2 separate regions of the Homo sapiens genome follow, and region 2 is linked to region 1. The links are chromatin loops, found by intact Hi-C in ENCODE. Cell type or tissue: dorsolateral prefrontal cortex. All regions are shown on one strand. Each heading gives the region's core, and the rest is flanking DNA. Links, peaks and the distances in the headings are about the cores only. Region 1 overlaps LOC105373851 (a long non-coding RNA gene). Region 2 overlaps MYOSLID-AS1 (MYOSLID antisense RNA 1).

What was found. Hi-C counts contacts between places; a loop is a spot of excess contacts. Peaks named below come from ENCODE experiments on the same cell type or tissue, not always from the same donor. Only the 100,000 strongest peaks of a DNase experiment are listed, where the experiment ranks them.
Region 2: it touches region 1 in a loop (4-fold over the local background); 1 of 110 quality-filtered maps calls a loop at or near these places.

What each region holds. Positions count from the first base shown.
Region 1 is chr2:207,351,605-207,354,521 of GRCh38, forward strand. LOC105373851 (a long non-coding RNA gene) reads left to right here. Exons shown (of 4, transcript XR_923809.3): 4 at 234-2,917. Among named protein-coding and RNA genes, the nearest start is that of MIR1302-4, 84 kb to the left of the region's middle. In dorsolateral prefrontal cortex, for the core only: a CTCF peak has its summit at 1,517 (motif pointing left); a DNase peak (open chromatin) is centred at 1,557; H3K4me3 peaks cover 803 bases; H3K27ac peaks cover 939 bases.
Region 2 is chr2:207,228,819-207,231,735 of GRCh38, forward strand. All of the region lies in intron 3 of MYOSLID-AS1 (MYOSLID antisense RNA 1), which reads right to left. Among named protein-coding and RNA genes, the nearest start is that of MYOSLID, 9.5 kb to the right of the region's middle. In dorsolateral prefrontal cortex, for the core only: a CTCF peak has its summit at 1,544; no DNase peak of the experiment used is centred there.

The DNA.
Region 1 (2,917 bases), core at 207-2,706:
CCACTTTTGTGCCCAAAGAAAGATACTAATCAACCTATAATTTCTGTAGTATGTTTGATGAGATCAAAAAACAATGGATATGCTTCATAAAACATCATATTCTAATGTAAGTATGATAGCAGTTTTATATATTTACTATAAATATATAACATTTTATTGTATATTTACATTTATTTTACTAATTTATTTGGCATTTGTTTGTTTGTCTTTGTTGTGGTTGTTTTTTCTTTAAGATGGAGTTTCACTTACATCCAGGCTGGAATGCAGTGGCGTGATCTTGGCTCACTGGAACCTCCACCTCCTGGGTTCAAGCAATTCTCGTGCTTCAGCCTCCCGAGTAGCTGGGATTATAGGTACGCTCTTTCATGCCCAGCTAATTTTTGTATTTGTAGTACAGATGGGGTTTTGCCATGTTGGCCAGGCTGGTCTTGAACTCCTGGCCTCAAGTGATCTGCCTGCCTCAGCCTCCCAAAGTGCTGGGATTACAGGTGTGAGCCACCATGCCCAACCTCATTTATTTATTCGTGTGTGTGTGTGTGTGTGTGTGTGTGTGTGTGTGTGTATAACTGCCTAATAGCTTATACCTTAAGAGAGCCTTAAATAGTATAAGAAAGAAAAGATAAACAAAGGGCAAGACTGTCACATCTGTGTGGCTACAAAAGGAAAATATTCCTTACACAGCATATTTCCTACATGATTGACAAAGCTAGCAATCTGCATTCAAAAGCATGTAGCCCATGTACCACAGGCTACATACAGGCTCTCAGGCTAATGATCAGAATAACAATTATGAGTAACTTTTCCCGAATGCTTACTAAGTGCCAGGCACTACACTAAGTGTTGTTTTGTTTTGTTTTGTTTTTGAGACAGAGTCTCACTGTGTCACCCAGGCTGGAGTGCAGTGGTGAGATCTTGGATCACTGCAACCTCCTCCCAGGTTCAAGCGATTCTCCTGCCTCAGCCACCCAAGTAGCTGGGATTACAGGCGTGTACCACCATGCCCAGCTACTTTTTGTGTTTTTAGTAGAGACCGGGTTTCACTATGTTGGCCAGGATGGTCTAAAACTCCTGACCTAAGGTGATCCACCTGCCTCAGCCTCCCAAAGTGCTGGGATGACAGGCATGAGCCACTGTGCCCGGCCTTACACTAAGTGTTTTGCATAATGTTATATGCCTTGTTTAATCCTCATTTTTCGAAGGAGGCTCCTGAGACTCACAGAAGTGAGCTGCACAGAGTCATGTGATTGATAAGTGGTTAAGCTGAGGTTCAAATACAGGCCACTGAATTTCAAACTAAAAACCCACAATCATTCCAGGCACCACCTTAAAGTTCTACTTATAAGGGGCCAGCGAGTGGCACACGGCCCAGGACGAAAAAGTGAGTGAGGATATTCAAACACAAGTCACATCACGACATGGCAAAAACAGAAAAACTTTGATGTTCTCCATCTGTTCTTCAGACAGAGAGCTCAAACATAAGAGAGTAGGGCTCAACTTTAAGACAGAAACTGCCCAGCACCATCTGCAGGTGGATTGCATTGTTTGGGGAGGCAGTCACATGACCCAGATCTGCTTCCTGCCTCTGCTTGCAGAAGTCTAACACTCTGAGGGCTAACACCAATCCTGCTTGCAGGATTCTAACACTCTGAGGCTCCGAGGTTGTTAAAGTCCCTGTCTCCCACACTACCAACCCCACTGTCAGCTTGACCATGAGTGAATGCCTTCACCAATGTATAGAAAGGACCTTGCTAATAGGAAAAAAGATGAGCCTGGAGCCTAAACAGGAAGGCTTTCTCTTCCACGGATTGGAAGCACCGCTAAAGAAGCTGGCTGACTTGTGAGGTTCGGGGATAACGAAGTATGAATGTACAGCTCCGGGTACTGTGCTTGGAGCATATGAAACATGCAACACATGACTAGTGTTGTTATACAGTTTTCATTCCCACAGTCTCTAACAAAATATAGTCATACGTCTTTTTTTAAAAAGACGTGTTGGATTCTAGTGCTGAGAAGAAGAGAAGCTACCACTAATATAGCATGAGAGAGTGGCAGACAGAGAGATCCCTGGGGACCCACATTTTTCAGGGAGAAACCCCAATTCTTTCTGCCCTTCAAGCAGTGGCACACAGCAGAAAGTGAAATCATTCATTGGACAGCTTGATTGGAAACTGTGATTTATATTACAGGGATCTTTTTGCCACAATAGCCTAATCTAAATCAGGCCATTATTTCATACAAGCCATTATTTCATAAAGTTTTACATTTTAACCTGTAACTCAGGTACCAAGTTTCCTCAAGCTACACATTCCCACTCATCAACAATATCATTGGTTTGACATTATACATACAAAAAGAGCAATTTTTTAAGAAAAACAGTTATAAGCTGATACATCATTTTCAACACACCCTATATATAAAGTTGCTGTGTTTCAGAGGTTATTTGGATTATTTTAATCTATTGAAAAAAAAAGCTAACACGACACTTTTGGACAGTTCAGCCTCCTTTTTCTTTGCTTTGATGGTGTTCTTTTCTCCTTTTCTCCCTCTAGTTTTTATCTCTGTTCAAAAGCAAGATTTTAAATCCTGTAAGTAGAAATTGGAACAACTTCTGGGCTTTGCACAGCACCTAGCTAGTTCTTCAGGATATTCTTTGTTCTATTTTTTAACATACATTTTTAAAGGTAATAATAAACTAAACTTTGACCTTTAAAATCTTCAAATAAATCAATCAGCAGAGAAATAACTAGGTAAAGAGCAGAATGGAAAACAATCAAACAAGGCTGGAAAGTCATAGAAAATTCCTAAAATTGTGTGTTTGTATGTGTGTGTGTGTGTGTGTGCATGTTGTTGTTCTTATTGTTCATTTGTATATGTGTGATTTGAGCAACATTTGAGAAAAAAAAAATAAGAAAATGAG
Region 2 (2,917 bases), core at 241-2,740, 120 kb before region 1:
ACACATAGTCAGTCTGTGCAGAGAGGTGTTAAGAGGAAATCTGCTGGGGGACAGCAGGGGATGATTTTCCTCCTGGATAAAAGGAAAGAGCTCTACAAGGAACATGTTTTTTGCATCCTCTTTTCTGTTTGGCCCGCTGCCACATGAGGACACAGAGTTTAGAGTTGAAGCATCTTTTTCAAAATTATGAGAGAAATCACCTCTGAGATATTAAGGATAAAAATGTGAAAAGTCCCAGGAACTTGATGTCATTGAGCTGCTCCACCAACCCTGGAACTGCTGACTTCCAGACTTATTGTTAGATTTTTAAAAATTAATTTATATGATTAGTCTACCACCAGTTAGGATTCTGTTACTTGTAGCCCAAAGCACCTAACTGATAGAGTTACCTAAAAGCAGGCCCCGAGAAAGGGTGTGAAATGACTTCTTCTTCTCAGCGTTGGCCCTGCCTACCCCACTGCTACTCACCTGACTTACTTATCTCCTGCTCCTCTCCCCAGATGCTCCAGGAAAGGCCAACCTGGACGTCATCCTGCCTCATTTCCTGGCCCCTGCAATCACTACTCCTTCTACTGGAAAATTCCTCCCCAGTCTTCCCAAGGCTGCTTTCTTCTCTCCACTGACTTCATCTTGTCAGAGAGAAGTCCCCTGAGCACCCAACTTTGAGTGGCCACCCAGCAACTCTGTCTCAGTCACAATTTCCTTCATAGAAGTTATGACTCTATATAAATATCTTCATTGTTTGTTTAATGTCTCTGCACTTGACAGTTTGTTTGTCTTACCCAGAACATTACTTGGCTCGTAGCAAAATTCTAGACATTGGTGGGCACCAGAATCCCCTGCAGTGTTTTTTTTAGGAGTTTCAGGGGGTCCTTCTCCTCCTCTTTTTCCACCCGCTACTTCTTCTCTTCCTTCTCTCCTCCTCTTCCTTTCTCTTCTTTCTTTCCTCCTTCATCTGCTCCTCCTTCAAATCTGAGTGATGCCCTTTGTGCCTCCATTGATGGTGTAGAAGACCTATGTCCCATACTATTCTTTACAAATCGTTAGAATCACGGTTAAAGTCCAAAAGCTGAAATCTCAGTTTGATCATCTCCAGTAAGGCTTGATTTTTAGGTATCATTCTAAACGGGGATTCTGTGATGGAATGACAATGTGAGGCTGTTTCTAAGCTTCTTGTGTTCGTTTTACTGTATCGCTATGGTGGTTTTTAGTCTTTCAGACATTTTAATCTATGCTTAATTATGCTCATTCCCAGAGGTTCCTTAAAAGCAAATGGCACAATTTCTAAAAAATCAAATAAATAATACACATGAGGCCTGCTAGGACTTGATAGGAGCCCATCTGAGCAGTTGAAGGAATGGCGGCCATCAGAGGGCCTGAGAACAAGGGTTTAGAGAATCATCGCCTTCCCTTTCAGCATTCACAGCCACTCAAGACAAATCTCCGAAACCTGGGGAGATAGAGTCTTTGCCAACTCTGTGCCCTAGCCTCTCCTCTCAAATTGGAATTGAGTCTGCTAAAATGGATTGGTTTTTGTGATCACTTTACCAAGAAGGATAACTGTAATTCATCTTTCTTCCAAAGGGGGCAACATGGAGTCCATCCCGGAGCACTGGGGAAAGGGACCCAGAGGCTGTCCTGCCACTCTGCACTAACAACAAGGAACAGTGTAAGGTTGGGGCATTGATGTCCCTTTCTAGGGCACCTGGAGCTCTTTTGGCTTGCGAATGGACATCTGCTGATTTTGCCTGTCTGGGACCTGGTCACTCTCTGCCACACTTTGGATCTTCCCTTGTGGCGGGCAGTCAAAGGGACCATCAGTTAAGGTTCCACACTCTTATCTAGCCAAGAGGTTGGAATGAAGCCCAAGCTGGGTCAGTCAGATTCGCATAGGAATTTTAACCTTGAACAGGAAAAGGAAAGAAATTGAAGATGACGTGAAACACTGGTACTTCCCTAAAGAGACTATTACTTCCTGCTACTTAAATTCTCTAGTTCCAGTACTTTCTGATACTTGATTTTCAGCATTGGCTTTTGCTAAATGACTACTACATATCCTTCAATTAACTCCTCTTTTCCCTTGTGAGTTGACAGAGTAAAATCTGTAACTTACAACAAAATGACTAAATTATAGACTTCTTAAGCAATGCAGTCCAGAGTTTGACACCTGCTCCCACCACTGAGGCCTCAGAATATGTTTATGTTATATGTCCTTGACTAACTCAGGTATTAACAAAAATAATGCCCAAACAATTATCTCTCATCCCCACCCCCCAAAAAAATCTGGGTCACTTCTCCCTCTGATTTGCCATGTAATTCTCAAGTAGACAACACAAATAGCAGTTGCAGAGGCTAAGGGGAAAAAAGTGTTAAAAAAAAAAAAAACTTATCTGTCTTAAAAGTCATGAATGAAATAAAGGAAACTGTGTTCATAGCACCTGACTCACATGATTACTGTGGGTGAGCCATCAATATGTAGATAGAAAGAAAATAATTGGCATAAGCTCCTTGAAATTTCTGCCTACAGCCTCCCCAAGGAGGCCTTGGGGAGAATTCAGATAGCATTTGAACAGCCAGGGTTCAGTAATGAGAACTGACATTCTAGTGTGTAGTACAAAAGGCACTTCCCTCCCGGAACCACGAAAAGTACTTTAATCAGCCAAAACGTTGCTACTGTTAAAAAAAAAGAAAAAGAAAAAAAAGGAGGGGGAGGGGATAAAACAGCCCCCTCGTTTATTGTTTCTCCACCACTGCTATGCCCAACTCCTACTGAATGGACGAGCCCCTTTGGCATCATCTTATGCCTACCTCATTAATGCCACTTGCTCACTGCTATGCCAGAAAACCCAGCTGATTCACAGGAAACCCTGAGCTGAAGGTTGCCTGGGTTTTGAGTTGCTTATGCACACAATTCACA